2 separate regions of the Homo sapiens genome follow, and region 2 is linked to region 1. A link is a loop called in an ENCODE intact Hi-C map of the cell type or tissue named here. Cell type or tissue: IMR-90. All regions are shown on one strand. Links, peaks and the distances in the headings refer to the core of each region. The heading gives the core; the rest is flanking DNA.

Region 1 (8,324 bases), core at 235-8,234:
CAAAGGCCCCCGAGGCAGGAGTGTCCCTGGCAAGTTCAAAGACCAGCCAGGATACCAGGGTGGCCAGAGCAGGATGTGGGAGGGAGGGCAGGGGGTAACGGGCACAGGCTAGGGGGGCGTGAGGGCCTTTCCCCCACCGTGGTCCATGCCAGACTTGCCAGGTGTCACCGCCCCTCCTGCTGGGATCCTGGACCTGGCTCAGCAACCTGCTTCTTAACCAGCCCCCAGTGACTCTGAGGGACACCAGCACTGAGAACCTCAGAAACCGAGGCCACACAGGCAGGAAGCCACCAAGCCAGCCTTCAAACCCAGCTGGCCACCTGGCTGCAGGCCGGGCACGCTCTGCAGGGCACCAGAGGGGAACGACCCGGCCACAGAACCCACAGCCGGCCTCAGGGATCTACAGATTCCCAGTCCTTGGCTCCCAGGACCAGCCCCTACTCCCACTTCACCCCACAGCGGGCTCAGATTTCAGAGGGTCGGAGGTGGCAAAACAGGAAAAAAGCCGGGAAAGGAAGTCCAGGAGCACAAAAGGCCTGTAACAACCTGTGAAGGTTGTGGGGGCACTTCCTGGGGCCAGGCCCCGGTAAACTCAGTCAACCTTCACAGCGACTCCCCTAGGCAGACACCAATACCATCCATTTGACAGCTGAGCACACTGAGGTGAAAAGGCCCTTCCAAGTGGCCCTCACTTCCCGCAGCCCCCGGGTCGGAGCCCCCAGGGTGTGCTGACAGTCACCTTGGGCAAAAGGTTTTGCGCCCTGGCCTCTATCCTCTCCTGGGGTTGCCCAAGAGATCAGTTACTGGGGACTTTGCACAGGGCCTGACGCAAGGGAGGGGGTTGCTCAGTGACCAGGAGCCGCTGAGCTGGTCCCTTCACTCTTACAGATGGGGACGCTGAGGACCCGAAAGGCCAAGGATTTGTCCAGGGCCAAAGACAAAGGAGTGGGGCTGCAACCCAGGGTATGGGGGGGGACCTGATCTCAGGGCCAGGATATGCCAGGGACAGGAACAGGCAGGTCCTAAGGATGGGGGACCTAGTAGACTGCCCCCCGACTCCATCTCTGCTCTGTTCTGTAAATAAAACCACTGATCCAGCCGCTGCCGGGGCCCAGAGAGGGAGGTCACCTGTCTCAGGTGGTGCAGCAAGCCTGGCTTCTGACGCCGTGGGTCTCCAGGCCCAGCCTCTGTCCCTCCCTCTTGTTGCCTCGTCCTGAGCCACGCATTTACCTTCCAGCTCACCCCAGAAGGGGCCATCTCAGGTCTGGGAGACCCAGGCAGGGAAGAGCAGGCAGGGGATTCTGCTGGAATCTCCCACAGGCAGGGCTGAGTCTCCATGCTCATCCAGGGGTCCCAGCAGGGCAGAGTGGGCGGCTCTGGGGTGGGCTGGGCTGAGCATGGAGGGCTCTCAGAGGGGCCAACCTTGCCCGGTCCCTTGGATCTTCCCACCAAGCGTCAAGACCCCGTCCCGTGCCTCCCTCTTTCTGGAGTGGCTCCCCTCTTTCTGGAGTGGCTTCTGAGTGCCGCATCCCCACCCAGAGCCCAACTGAGGCTCCTGTCCATGCTGACCCTGCCCCTGGAGACATAGGGCAGGGCTGCCACCTCCTTCAATGGAGACTTGATACCTGCACCTCTATTACCAAGGCAGCCACCCAGCTGCTGCCCATGAGAGAGCTCACCGTTGACTAATGGTGGTGGTGGGAGTGCAGGAAGGGGGCTGGGTACTGAGGACGACAAAACGCTGCGGACCCAGTGACTCATGGGACCCCTCTGTGCTACGGCCACGTGCTGTCCACATGTCGCCCCTGATCTCCAGGTCCGCAGGGTGGGTGGCATCATCACACTTCATGGAGGAGGGAGCTGAGGCCCAGAGAGGTCAGTGACTTGCCCTAGGTCACACTGCAGATAACAGCCCTGGCTAAAGTGACGGATCCCTTGCTAACCCCCACCGCTAAGTGCTTTCTATAGATTAAGCCACTGTTTCCTCGCAATAGCATCATGAGGTAGCTGCTTGTGCGAATATCATTTTTCAGTTCAGGAAACTGAGGCACGGAGATGACTAGCCCAAGGACCCACAGCCAGGAAGGCTGGCTTGGAAACTGCTCTCTACACCATGGTGGTCTATGGCTCATGAGGGCTTCCCAGCCATCACCACCTTGAGACTCCTGGAGTCACTGATCCAGTTCTCAGATGACAAAACTGAGGCCACAAAGAAGACATGACTTGCCTAGGGTCATGAAGCCCAAGGCCAAGGGCATGGGCTGGTCTATGTCTGATCTCAGCAGGAGGGAACCAGCAGGAGTGTGGCCAGGGCAAGTGCTGGCTGGGAGCTGACGGTGCAGGCCTGAGGATGCGTGCCGGGGCTCAGGGCTGGCAGAGGTGACCCTGAGAGCCCTGGAGGGAAACTCTTCCAGGGCTGCTGGACTCAGCTCCAAGCCTTTCCCAAGTGGCCAGATGCTGGGATGGGCCCAGGAATTGGATGATGGGGTGTCAGGCCCAGCTGACTCCCAAGAAGGGAGGGGCCAGCCCAGGGCTAGGCCTCCTGCCCCAGGCCTCCTGCCCCAGGCCTGCTCAGCCTAGAATCTTGCCTCTGGGAAGACTGAAGCCTGGGGCGCCTTCCTGCTCCTTGCACAGCATTAGGTCCTATTCAGGTACCCAACTCCCTCAGGCCTGGATTCTCTCCTCACTGGAACTTGGGTGACCCCTCTGGCTCTGCTGTCATCAAGATCCCATTCAATAGTGACTGCTAAAAGGTCTTCTAAACTACAAAGGGTCACATTTCTGAGAAAGAGAGGGGTGGGCCAACCTTCAGTGCACCAAGCTGAAAATGCCTTGGGGAGGTGGGATGGAGCTCAGGAAGCTGGCTGGCTCTATTTCATTCATTCATTCATTCATTCAGTCAGTCAGTCAGTCAGTCATTCATTCATTCTGTGGACACAGAGCCTCAGCCTACCCTCCCACTTCCCCAGCCTTAATCTGACCTTCAGCAAGCAGAGAGAATTAAACACAAACTCGCTTTGATGGACCAGAACTCCCTGCTCATAGGGTCTGGGTGCCCGGACTCTGGGTGACCTGAGCAAGTCACATGCTAAGATTCAAAGACTCAGTTTCCAAGGAAGAGGCCTGGCCTCACAGCCAGACCAGCCCCTGACTTTTGATCACTCCTGCCCTCCATGCATCCCTCAGCCACCCGCAGAGAAGCTGGGGGCAGAGTAAAGCAAGCCTGGCTCAACCTCCACCCAGAAACACACAAGCACCCGACAAATGCCATATCTGAAAGCTTTCTCCATCCTTTTCCTTTCCTTGACTCCCTCAGTAGTCTCCATGGACAGTCATCTCCACTCCCAGCCTCCTCGCTGGCCTCCCACGGTCTCAGGCTAAGCCCAGAGGGTTTAGGGGTTTGCCAGCAGGCACGCAGTGTGTGGGGGCACAGAGCCAAGGACTGCAACCCCCCGAGGAGGGCTCCATCTGTCTGACCTAGCTGCTGTCCTTCCCGCACTGGACCCTCCTCCCCCGCGCAGGGGCTCAGGGGGCTCGGTGGCACTTACGTCTGGGCTCCCGGGGTCCGTCCACGGTCACCTTGATGGCTCGGTGGTAGGTCGCCACTTGGGTGGGGTTGGTGAACACAGTGATGGTCAGGGTGAAACTCTTCCCTGGGGAGAGTGGGGAATAGAGGCAGGTGGTTGGCACCTGGAGCTTCCACAATACCCTGCTCTCCCACCTGTATCTACCCCTGGAAGCCCCTAACTGTCAAGAAGGGGCACTCTGTCCTCTTTGAACATGGGCAGAAGATAGGGCTCTGGGTGAAGTTCAAGCTCTTGGGCTTGGCATTCAAGGCCCCTGGGGGTCTGACGCCAACTTTGTCAACCCCCCGCCCCATGCCGTGACCACCCTGGCTCATGTTCCCCTCTTCTTGGCCTTTCTGCTGTCTCTTCTATTCAGAGACCCACACGATTTTGTGGTGGGGAGCAGGATGGGTATATTCTATTTTCTGAAAGTAATTGGTGATCTTTGTAGAAAAATTCAAGAACATACAAAATATAAATAAAGAAGAAAAGACACCCCCCCCCCACGGTTCCACTAGCTGGAGATAGACACCGTTACCATTTGGTGTTTTCCCTTTCAGCTCTTTTTGTATGGGTTTGTATATTTACACAGTCGCAGTGGTACTAAAATACAGATTTTCATACTGTTTTTTTTTTCATTTAACCTCACATCAGAAGCACTTTCCCACGTCATTAAAACTCCATAAACTTCGTTTTTAATGGCTGCAAAATATTTCAACTCAAGGAAGCCTCCTCATCTTTTATTTATCTACCTCCTTACTCTCGGGTATTTACATCGTTGCTAATTTCTTATTGATGTGTGCAGCTGGAGCTGAAAAAGGACTGATTTGGGAGCTGCAGACATTTCTTCTGTAGACACAACTGTTATTTCCAGAATGTTCTATTTTTAGATAGACATTTGGCTCCAAAGTCTCCATTCAAAATTCCTGAGAGGGGAAAAAACTTTTAAAATACTACTTTTTTTTTTTTTTACCATTTAAAATAAAATGAAAGTGACCTTCTGTTTATAAAAATCTTTGTCTGCATCTCTGCTTATTTCCTTAGAAGAGATTCCAAGAAGCGGTGAGTGATTTCACGGCAGCAGAGGGTTGGGACATATTACGGGCGCGGATCCCTCTTGGAGTGAGATGACTCTCCGGAGAGATTTAGTCGTCACCCTCGCGTGTGAGGCTGCGTCACACCCCAGGGATGTGTCTATCAAGATGGAAGATCTTTTACACGCTCTTGATTTTGTTTGCCTTTTTTTCTATTACTAGTGAGAATGAAACTTTTTATATGATTATTATCCATCATAATCCAACACAAATTACTGCTTCATGTTCTTTTACTTTCCTGTGAAGGTTTTAGTGCCTTTTAAAAATTGCTATATATTAAGCTTGTTAATACTTTCCATGCTGTATTTGTGGCCATCAGTTTCCCCGGGCACAGGCCTGCACATTTTGCCTTCACACGCTGGGTGGTTTTTCATTTTCACTTCTATTTCTCGTTCTTCTATCGTTTTATGTTCAGACGGGTTTCTCCGTGTAGAAAGCAGTTTATGAAGATTTACTTTCGACAGTCTTCTCTCTACTTTCTACAGTGAATTCTCTGATGTGTCTGGGAGTTTGGGGGTCTGGGTAAGAGTCCTCCTCTCACCCTATTCTCTATTACGATCCACAGCCTCATGCTTTATGAGATTGGTGGCCGGGAGCGGGGGAGATTTGCGGATCCCCCAAGCCAGACTTTATCCCCCTATCCCTGCCTCTGGATCCCACGTACAGGCCTGGGAACTCCCTGTGGGTAGGGGCCAATGGTCTCGCACTCTCACCTGTACCCCAGGGCTGGCACAGGATGGTCAAGGAGAGAGGCTGCCCAAGCGCATCCCTCTGGTGTCCCCCTGACACGCCTCCAAAGTGAGCAGGTAGGTTTCAACAGCCCCACGTTGCAGGTGGGAGATGAAGCTCAGGGTGGAGACCAGTATCTCACAGTTCTCTTTGCATGGCCGGGTACTTGTTAGTCAACTGATCAAGTGAAAATTCTAGCCCCAGAGGCAGGAGAATCCGGAACAAAATTAAACCAGCCAGGCTGCCAGGAGCCATGCCACAGGACCCAAGGCCCTCTGAGACACCAGGGGGAATTTAAAGCTCAAGACCCACTGAGTGTCACTCCAGCTGGGAAATGAGGGGCTTCTCTGGAAGCCTTTTCCTAAGCCAGTCGGCTGAGGCAGGGATAGAAATTCTGACTGCACTTGCCCCCGGAGCCCCAGGTCAGAACAGACCTGGTCTCCCACTCTCAGGTCACAGGGGCCACTTTGTATGATTTCTGGAAGCAGAAGTGCAGATGGTCTAGGGAAGTGCCAGGCAGATGCCTCGGGCTCCCTGCCCGACCCCTCCTACTGCCTTTCCTCACTCTGAGGTCATTTCTCTGCTGGACCTCTTTCTCCTCCAACCAGCCCAGCACTCTCCTGGGGTCCCTGAGCCTCTGACCCTGCCAGCATTGTCCAGCACCTTCTTGGTTATGACGGGGAGTTTAGGCAGACAGCCCAGAGCCCTAGGGGCCAGACTGGAGACACGGAGGACTAATGGGTCCCAGTGCCCTGCCACAGGGCCCCGGGCCCACAGCAGCATTTGAAAGCTTACTAAAACCCTCCTTCAGGTCGCCCACCTTCTCAGTCAGGCCTTCCCTGGTCACTTTATCTGAAGTAGGCATTTTTAATTTTAATTAATTTTTTTGAGACAAGGTCTTGCTCTGTCACCCAGGTTGGAGTGCAGTGGCATGATCATAGCTCACTGCAGCCTGGACCTCCCGGGCTCAAGTGATCCTCCTGTCTCAGCCTCCTGAGTAGCTGGGACAACAGGTGAGCGCCACCATGCCCGGCTATTTCTTTTTTTCCCTTCCTTCTTTTCCTTCCCTCCCTTCCTTCCTTCCTTTCCTTTCTTTTCTTTCTTTCCTTTCTTTCTTTTTTTTTTTTTTCAAGCTTTTACTATGTGCCCAGGCTGGTCTTGAACTCCTGGGCTCAAGTGATCCTCCTGCCTTGGCCTCCCAAAGTGTTGGGATTACAGTCGTAAACCACTACACCTGGAAGGCATTTTTAACTTGGCTCCGTAGAGTTGAATGAGCCTGAGAACTAGGGTAGGAAAAAATTACAATTGTATTGTCCCTAACCTCTAACTGAAATTTAGCATCACTCTCAAGTACGAGCGTAGGCAACAAACCACAGAGGTATTATCAGCCGTACCTGTGACCTTGTCACCAACAGACGTCACAGATACTTACATATCACATTACAGTTGCTGCAGATTGCTCTAAATATCTTTTATGCTCATCACAACTTCAAAACCATGGTTGTCATTAGGCCCAATGCTAGATCTTATTTAATACATTGAATAAAGCAGCACATTTACCACAATTTTTAAAGTATTTTGCTATGTTTTAATAGAAATGGTTTCTATTGTAATACTTTGTATTTGATTTTATACCTTAAAAATATCATTGTTCTGAGAAAGGTGTGCGGGCTTCACCAGCTATCAGAGGGGCCCACAGGGCAAAAAAAAAAAAAAAAAAAAAAAAAGCGCTAAGCAGCTCAACCTGAAGTATCACAGGCCCTACCACTCCCTTTCTCTATTCCCTGCACCTGCTGGAATTTTCTCACAATGCATATGCTTTTAATAATCCATCTACTCATTTTGTCTCCTTCTACTAGATTATAACCTCCCCAGGGGCCCAAGTTTTTGTCTTGTTCATGCAGTGTCTCCAGCCCCTAGGACGGCATCCGGCACAGAGTAGGTGCTCAACAACATTTGTTAAATAAATTAAGGGCAGAGATAATGGCTCCCATTTTGCACACAGGTACTAACGTCCCGCTCCTGAGAAGTGAGAAGCCCCCACCCATACCAGGTAGCAAACCACATGCCACCCCTGAGGTCACCAGCACTCCTCGGCCGCTTCCACCAGCTTCCACGCCTGTCACCACCCCTCCCAGGTACAAAGGAGAGGAGTGTGGGGCCTAAGAGGAGGAGTGAGAGGGAGGGGCAGGAGTCCTGGACCTCGGGAGACAGGGAGCCTGGGGAGCAGGGGTGGGAGAAAGCTGTCTCCCTGAGTGCCCCTCAGCTACCCCGGCCCTGCCCAGCTCTCTCTCTGCCTGGCAGTGGCAAACCCATCCATCCCTCTCTCTCAGCCTCTAGATATAACTCTGTGCAGGAGTCCCAGGCAAACCTGCAATCCATCAGGAGCCCAGGAAGTGTAAACCCAGGCTCTCTGAGGGCTGGCCCTGGTTGCAGGGGAGAAGTCTTGGTCTGGGAAATGGGTTTCCTTTAGGGCTCCAGAAACTCCTCCAGGACCCATCATCAACCAGCCGGGGTGGCAGCAGGGCCTCAGGCAAGTCCTTGAGCATTCTCTGCCTGGGTTCCTATGTGTATAAGGTCCCCGCCCCACCCACAGGAGCTGCATGGGTGGGGGGAGGGGACGTGTCTCAGTCTCAGGGGACCTCGGGGTTTTCTCAGCTTCAGCCAAGAAGCCATTCATCTCTCCCCCAACCAGCGGTTCCCCTCAGCCTGCACCGGCACACTGCACCCCGAATCTCTGTCGACACACAGTTGCTTTTTAACCAGTTGATCACAGCTCGAGAGCTCATGTGCTTTTCATTTTCACTTAGGCCAGTGGCCGCCTGCTAGAGGGGCATTTTTGGGATTTGTGGTGGCGTGTGGTCAACATAGTGTTGGGGTGGCACTGCCAGCGTTAGGGGTGGGGTGCGTGTATGTGGTGGGGGATGCCAGCACC
Region 2 (8,324 bases), core at 25-8,024, 57 kb before region 1:
TCACAGTATCACGGACATACCTGCATGTCGGGATGTACTAACACATAGCTGTGAAATTTTGCCACCAATTTCCTATTGATGGACAGACAGTTGGACTTGTCTACTTTTTCTCCTTTTTTTAATTATACAAAATAAGCAAGGAACATCTTTCTGTAGAGCTTCACACTCCAAAAGGAGTATCCCTGAGGTTGAGGAGATGAGGGGGACATGAGCAGGACAACGTCACCTGCTCCAGGAGGCACAATCAGAGGCAGTGAATGGCCCACCCTTCTGAGTGGCTCTAATGTGTCACCCTGCGAGGACCCCTGCCCCCACACCCAAAGGAGACAGGGGTGTGCCCAGGGGCATTCCTCTTGGAGGTAAAGACAGAAGTGCAGGGTCGGGAGGGAACAAGAGAACTGAGGTGACCCTGGAGGCTATTTCTCACCTGAAATTATGTAGACATTTTCATTATGAAAATTTTCAAACATACAGAAAAGGTGCAGGAGTCATCTAACAAATCTCCATACAAGTATCCACGCAGCCACCAACCAGATGTAATAGCTGCTGACACTTGCTGTATTTGTTTTATCTGTCTATTCCAAAACATTTCAAAGTAAGCTGTAAACATTTTGACATTTCACTAATTCAACATTGTGTCACCCAGGCTGGGGTGAAGTGGCACAATCTCGGCTCACTGCAGCCTTGACTTCCTAGGATTAGGTGATTCTCCCACTTCAGCCTCCCAACTTGATGGGACCTCAGGTGCACGCCATAATGCCGGCTGCCCAGCTAATTTTAATTAATACACACACACACACACACACATATTTATTTATTTATTTATTTATTTATTTATTTATTTATAGAGATGAGGTTTCACCATGTTGCCCAGGCTGGCCTTGAACTCCGGGGCTCAAGCAATCCTCCTGCCTCAGCCTCCCAAAGTGCTGAGATTACAGACGTGAACCAATGTGCCTGGCCCATAATATTTTTTTAGTTTTGCTCTAACACCCAGGCTGGAGCGCAGTGGCATGATCTTGGCTTACTGCAACCTCTACCTTACGGGTTCAAGTGATTTTTGAGCCTCAGCCTCCCTAGATGGGACCAAAGATACATGCCACCATGCCCAGCTAATTTTTTGTATTTTTAGTAGAGACGGGGTTTTGTCATGTTGACCAGGCTGGTCTCAAGCTCCTGGCCTCAAGCAATCCTCCTGCCTCGACCTCCCAAAGTGCTGGGATTACAGGCATGAGTCACTGTAACCGGCCCCATAATCTAATATCTAAAAAAACTACCAATCATTTCCTAATGTCATCTAATAATAAATAGATTTTCAAGCTTCTCAAGTTGTCCTCCTTCTCTCCCTCACATGCACACTCTCTCTATATAATTATATTGTAAAAATAAAAAATATATTTATATATGTGCATTTCTTTTTTTTTTTTTTTAGACGGAGATTCATTCTTGTCGCCCAGGCTGGAGTGCAGTGGCGCGATCTCGGCTCACTGCAACCTCTGCCTCCTGGGTTCAAGCGATTCTCCTGCCTCAGCCTCCCAAGTAGCTGGAATTACAGGCGCCCACCACCACACCCAGCAAATTTTTGTATTTTTAGTAGATACGGGGTTTTGTCATGTTGGCCAGGCTGGTCGTGAACTCCTGAGCTCAAGTGATCTACCCGCCTCGGCCTCCCAAAGTGCTGGGATTACAGGCGTAAGAGACTGCACCCAGCTTATATATGCATTTCTATATATGCAAATTAAAAACCAGCTTCTAGTAGAATGCCATTCTCTTCTCTTCCACCCACCTGAAACTTCTTCCTCTCCCACCTAGGCCTGGGCCTGTAAACCCCATCAGGGACAGTGGCGATGTTGGGCAGAGACATAAAGAATCTGCAGCCTTCGAGGACCAGGTGGAGGCATGGGGCGGGGTTGGGCAGTTTCCTGTCGGGGAGGTACTGAGAGCCAGATGCTGGCCACCACCTTCTCAGGGTGGCTGAGCTGGGGCTCGAGACAGAACTTGGCAAACACTGACCGTGGTTCTGGGACTGGCGGAGGCTGGGGCAAGCCCAGCCCGGGCTTCACAGCAGCCGTCACTGCTTGCGAGGTGCTCCTGGGCAGATGAGAAAACGTGCTCCTTGCAGAACTCCTCTTATGCCAACATACATGGCTCAGCGGTGGAGTCACGTTGGATTTTGGCCCCAATTCCGGTGCTAGCACTTTGTGCAGTGCACAAGCTATACACCCATATGTGGCAACCCTGACCGGCAGGGGTGACTTGGCTAGCAAGGCGGAGCAGACAGACTCCAGCCTGAAAGCAGGCAAGGTGGTCGTTCACAGCGGACTCTCTCTGTCCCCACAGCAACAGCATGATAAGAGCTGCCATTTATTAGGCATTTAGTCTGTGTGAAGCCCTGGGTTGAGTTAGCTCATGTTTTCTTCGTGACCGAGTAGGTGCCAGTGTTATCTTTACTTTAGGGACGAGCGCACAGGCTCTGAGAGGTTCAGTCATTTGCTTAAGGCTGTACACATCATAAGGCTTCATCCTGGGTCTGTTGGCTCTTGGGGCTGTGTCAGAAGAAGGGTGTCTCACATGGCTATTGTTAGGGGGCGTCCCGGAGTCCTGTTCGGGCCCAGGGCATTGAGGATTCTGTTTGTTAGGTCTGCGGTGGGATCTCAGCAGCCAGATATGCCCCATACCCTGTTCAGAACCACTGGGCGTCCAGAGCACGTGGAAATTCAGGCACACGGAAACCCAGCCCTCTCTGGGACACTGTAGGTGACACTGCTGACCTTTAGGTCCCCAAGAGCAGAAATCATGACACCTGGAAGTGCAAAAGGAGATCAGGAAGGTGCCAGAACTTCTGTGGTATCGCTCCCCCTCCCATACGCAGAGTATGGTCGGCGGGGAAGGACGTGAGGTTGGCATGACCCACATGGGCACCCGGCCATCCTGGCTACCCCGGCCAGACAAGCGACCTTGCATAGGCTAGAGAATATGACTTGTCCTGGACTCCTCCAGAAAATGGTGGGGGGATGCTGCTGGCTCCTCCTACCCTGGCCGCGGCCATCAGTTTGGTCCTGGGAAGGCTGGTGGCAGCTTCAAAGCTGGTGGCCAACATCTGGGGCTCTTGAAGCCTGCAGCTCACATTCCTTAAAGGAGAAGGTGGGAGTGGACCGGGGGCAGATTCTGGGGCTACCAGGCCCGTCACTCTCCCCACAGGCCCCTCCTTCAGACAACAGAGAGTTTACCGCATCCCTGTCCTAGACGGTGGCCGCAGGCTCTCAGACGGGCACTCCCTTCTGGCAGAAGCTGCTGTTAGCTTTGCCACACTCCCCACAGAGGCACCGCAGTTTGGAGAGGTGCTTAGGAGGGGCGAGCTACGGCCTTGAATCGTTTCAAGGCTGCACTCGCCAGTCTTCTTTGCTGTATTATTCTCCAGAACAAGCTCCTCCCTGTGGCCTGCATGAAAACTCGGTGGCTGTTTCTCCACTGTCAGAAAAGGTGACGTTTTTGTACACCTGGACCTAGAAGAAATCAGGCTGGGCTTAAAGAAGATCAGGCAGCAGACCAAAAGACACTTAAACTGTGACTCCTTTTGGTTTGTTTGTTTTGCAGGGAGAGGCAATTAGTGGAAATTCTTGGCCGCTTCTGAGCTGCTGATGGCAGTGTCTTGAGGGAGAGGCGCTGGGAGGAGAGGCAGCCGCGGGGAGGGGCCGTGTGGGTAGGGACAGTCAGTAGCATTCGAATGAGCCTTAAATCTATGGGAGATGGGACCCCCCAGTGTCTCAGAGACTGCGAGAAATTGAGCCCTGGAGTAGTCAGTGGTGTGCTGAGGGCTGACAGCTGTGGGCAAAGCTTCCCTGCATGACTGAGTGGACACCAGACATCTTTCTGGGCCAACTCTGTCTCCTCCTGGCTCCCAAACCCGCATTTCCCTTTCCCAGGCTCAGTGGTAGGTGTGCTTACCCCATCCTCGTGGGGCCCAGGGGGTCCACATCCAGTTTTCCTTCCTGACTGCCAGTATCGGTGACCTGTAGTGACTTCAGGCCCCATGCCAGGGGCACAGGCTGCCCACCAGCTCCTGCCTCACCCTACAGTGGACCCACTTCCAGTCCCTCGAGGTGGGCCTGGGTGTCTGATGAGCTGGCTGACCTGGACACTGTTCCCTGGGCTCTCCCTCCCTGGCCACCCTCCTCCTGCATCTTCTGTCCATCTTTTCTTCTCTCCACCCTTCCCACAGGCCCTCCCAAGGTCCCTACCTAGGATGAGCACAGTGATGCTGAAAAGAAAACCTTCCATTCCTGGAGGCGCTGAACCAGGCCCTGCACTAGGAGCTTGGCGCGCGGCCGGACCCAGGCGCCCAGTGTCACCCCGTGTGCCAGAAACTGCCTCCTGCTGCCACCCAAGGGGCAGGGGCTGGCAATTGTGGAAAACACAGGAGTCACAGTCCACCTTTCGGAGGTTGGCCAAGATGTCTCCAGAGGAAAAGACATTAAAGAGGTTGGCCAAGATTCCTCCAGAGGAAAAGACATTAAAGAGGTTGGCCAAGATTCCTCCAGAGGAGAAGACATTAAAGAGGTGTGTGTGTGTGTAAATGAGTGCGTGTGCGTGTGCATGTGAGTGTGTATGTGTGAGACCACACTTGTACCAGGCCTAACTTCTAGGCCCCATGTGAGGGGATGGTGGGGTACAAGACAGTGAGGCCCAGGTGCTCCCTGAGGGTGACCATGATGCTGGGGAGCCCACAGGAGTGGAGCTCAGCTCCTGCCAGTGGCAGTGTCTCCCTGCTGCCCCTGGCCTCGGCCATGAAGGTTCTCCACACAGGGCTCTTCTTGGGACAGCTGGGATTGTTGTTGTCATTGTTGTTATTTTATTTATTTTTTTCAAGGCAGAGTCCCGCTCTGTCACCCAGGCTGGAGTGCAGTGGCGCAATCTCAGCTCACTGCAACCTCTGCCTCTTCAATTCAAGCGATTCTCTTGCCTCAGCTTCCTGAGTAGCTGGGATTAGAGGCACACACCACCCCGCCCAGCTAATTGTTTTGTATTTTTAGTAGAGATGGGGTTTTGCCATGTTGGTCAAGCTGGTCTCGAAATCCTGACCTCAGGTTATCCTCCTGCCTTGGCCTCCCAAAGTGCTGAGATTACAGGCGTGAGCCACCGCACCCGGCCCAGCTGGCGTTTTTAACCTCGTAGGTTATGTGTTCTCTTCCCCACCTCTGTTCTCCTCAGAACAGCTCCGTGTGTGTGCATATGTTTGAGCGTGCGTGTGCATGCATGTGTGTATACATGTGTGCATGTGTGTGTATGCGTGTCTGCATGTGTGTGCGTGTGTGCATGTGCGTGCATGTGTGTGTATGTGTGAGCAAGCACACATGAGTTTTCATCCATGTTGATCCGATTTCCCTGTTTCCCCTGACTCCCACCCCTAGACTTTCTGGAGTCGTCCTCGTTAGCAGCCCTCATGATTCATTGTGGGAGGGGGATTTAAAGCTGCTCATAAAACACCACTTCACTTTCTGTTTTCTTTTCTCCCCTTTCTTTCTCGGCCCCTTGGCTCTATAGCCTGGCTTTTTCCCCTGTGCTTGGCCAGATATGTAAAATAAACACATCCACTGTGCAGGAGGAAATGACCTTTGGGTTTTGGGGGCTCTCTTAATGAGGCCTCAGCACTGCTGACAGTTCCACGCTTCCCTTTTTTACCCTTTGACGTTCTGAGACTTTGCCCAGGAGCTGGCGTCTCAGATTTCAGGTGTCCTGGGCCGCCCAGTAAAGCCGTTCAGCAAGGCCAGGGCACAGCCCACACCCAGTTTCTCACCTGGCTTTACCCTGAGTGTACCTCTGTCTAGGGATCCCACTGGTTTTGTTTTTTTTATTTCTTTTTAGTAACAAAAGAAATCATGTTTGCTTGTCTCTAAAACTATAAGCAGCATAGAAATGAAGATCCCAGCCAGGGCGCAGTGGCTCATGCCTGTAATCCCAGCACTTTGGAGGCTGAGACAGGCAGATCACCTGAGGTCAAGAGTTGGAGACCAGCCTGGCCATCATGGCAAAACCCTGTCTCTACTAAAAATACAAAAATTAGGAGGGCATGGTGGCTCATGCCTGTAATCCCAGCTACTTGGGAAGCAGAGTAGGAGAATCACTTGAACCTGGGAGGTGGAGGTTGCAATGAGCCGAGATCGTGCCACTGCACTCCAGCCTGGGCGACAGAGCAATCTCCATCTCAAGAAAAAAAAAAAAGAAAAGAAAAGAAATGAAGATTCTTTCTCCCCTTTCCTCCCAGTGCTCTCCCCACAGGAACGAGACCTGCGTGGTGTGGGGAGCAGCTGAAGACTTCTCATCTGCCTTTGTGAATGCCAATTGTACACAGCCACTACTGGAATCTTACTCATCGCAGCAGGAGGCCTGGCTTCCGGCACAGGTGGAATGAATGAAGGAAGGAACGGATGAATGAAAACAATGAAGCTGTACAGAGCAGTCTGTCTCCGAGTGGGCAGTGGATCCTGGAAAACACATCTTCAGCCATCCAGAGTGGGAAGATCTGGATTTGGGATGTAGCCGCTTCCTCCCTGTGTGACCTTTGGCAGATGTCATTTACTTTTTGGAACTTCAGTTTTTCCATCCGCAAAAAGGGGATGCTGCCTGCCCAGTTCATGTCACAGACCTGTGAAGGTCAAAACAGAAGGCAGGAGGGAGCATATTCCATAAAAGGTACAGCAGCCGGGCAGAGTGGCCCATGCCTGGAATCCCAGCCAAGGCAGGAGGATTGCTGGAGACCAGAAGTTTGAGACAAGTATGGGCAAAATAGCAATACCTCATCTCTAAAAAAAATTATTTAAAAAATCAGCTGGGGCTGGGTGCGGTGGCTCACCTGTAATCCCAGTACTTTGGGAGGCCAAGGCAGGCGGATCACTTGAGGCCAGGAGTTCAAGCCCAGCCTAGCCAACATGATGAAACCCCATCTCTCCTAAAAATAGAAAAATTAGCCAGGTGTAGTGGTGCACACCTGTAGTACCACTGCACTCCAGCCTGGGTGACAAAGCGAGACTCTGTCTCAACAAACAAACAAACAAACAAACAAAAAACCAGCGGAGCATGGTGGCACACACTGTAGTCCCAGATACTTGGGTGGCTGAGTGGGGAGGATGGCTTGAGCCCAGGAGGTCCAGGCTGCAGTGAACCACGATCGCACCACTGCACTCCGGCCTGGGCCACAGAGTGAGACTCTGTCTCTACAAAAGAAAATAAGAAAGGAAGGAAGGAAGGAAAGAAAAAAAAAATAAATAAAAATGAAAGATAAAGCATAGGGACGTCTCTGAGACAAAGAGCTGAGTGGAAGAATCAAGTTAGGACTCAGCAGCGCAGGATGGCGAGGCTTATAATTTTAATCCCCTCCTCGATTTCTTTCGATGAGGCAAAAAACAGTCTTGGAAATTACTCACCAAACCAGCAGTGGGTGCCAGGAGCTCATTCACTTTGTGTGTCATTATAATTTTTTGTAACTAGAATGGATGGAGCAACCACTTTGGTAGTGAAAATATTTTAATATCCGCATGTGCATAAAGTGACACGAATAACAGTTCCCGTTTACTGGGCTCTGATGCTGTAGCAGGCTGTGGGGATGGCTACTGTGCTCATTTTACAGACAAGGAAACTGAAACCCAGGCAGGCGAAGTGGCTTGCCCAGGCTCACACAGCCAGAACGGGATGAAGCAGGTTCTGACCTCCAAGCAAGACTGACTCCAGTGGGGAATTATGGGTTCCCAAATGACACTGATCACAGCAACAACGGGCAGGACAGGACAGGTGACTCAGAGCAGACTCCTCATGCAAGGGGAGATGTTGCCCAGTGCCGAGGGCACCGGGGCAGGGTTCATGCCTTCCCCTGGGAGAGCAAGAGGTTCAGAGTCAGAAAGACTGGGGCTTGTGGTCCCAGCTCTGCCACTTTCTGGTTGTGTAACTTCTGCCAAATCCCTTCACCCCTCCGAGCCTCAATGTGCTCATATGCAAAAGGGGCGAGTAACCACCTACCTTGCAGGCTTGTGTGGACTGAGTGTGTTACGGCCATGAAAACACCATGTGCTCTATAAGGTGCGCTTTATTCATTCCTGAAGTGAGCATTTATCATGCACCCACGTTCATGCCAAGCCCTTCTCTGGGATCTGGGGAGACAGCAGCAAACACAGCAGATGAGGTCCTGGTCCCTGGAGTTACTTTCAAGTGGTTGGAGCCAGATAATCAACCGAGAAAGCCTGACACAGTTCAGACGGCGTTGAGTGCCGTGGAGAACCCACGCCGGACAGCGTGACGGAGCGGCCTCGGGGCTGGGCTACTGAGCAAGG

Evidence for each region. Hi-C counts contacts between places; a loop is a spot of excess contacts. Peaks named below come from ENCODE experiments on the same cell type or tissue, not always from the same donor. Only the 100,000 strongest peaks of a DNase experiment are listed, where the experiment ranks them.
Region 2: it touches region 1 in a loop (2.6-fold over the local background); 6 of 110 quality-filtered maps call a loop at or near these places.

Annotation. Positions count from the first base shown.
Region 1 is chr1:24,915,692-24,924,015 of GRCh38, forward strand. RUNX3 (RUNX family transcription factor 3) reads right to left here. Exons shown (of 5, transcript NM_004350.3): 3 at 3,549-3,653. MIR6731 (microRNA 6731) reads right to left here and starts at 3,725; the gene lies at 3,654-3,725. In IMR-90, for the core only: no CTCF peak of the experiment used is centred there; a DNase peak (open chromatin) is centred at 4,700; H3K4me3 peaks cover 269 bases; H3K27me3 peaks cover 1,255 bases.
Region 2 is chr1:24,858,966-24,867,289 of GRCh38, forward strand. It overlaps LOC105376876 (a long non-coding RNA gene), which reads left to right. Exons shown (of 3, transcript XR_947082.3): 2 at 4,223-4,560; 3 at 6,266-6,773. Among named protein-coding and RNA genes, the nearest start is that of MIR6731, 56 kb to the right of the region's middle. RefSeq lists an enhancer at 7,330-8,324. In IMR-90, for the core only: a CTCF peak has its summit at 3,439; no DNase peak of the experiment used is centred there; H3K27me3 peaks cover 2,524 bases.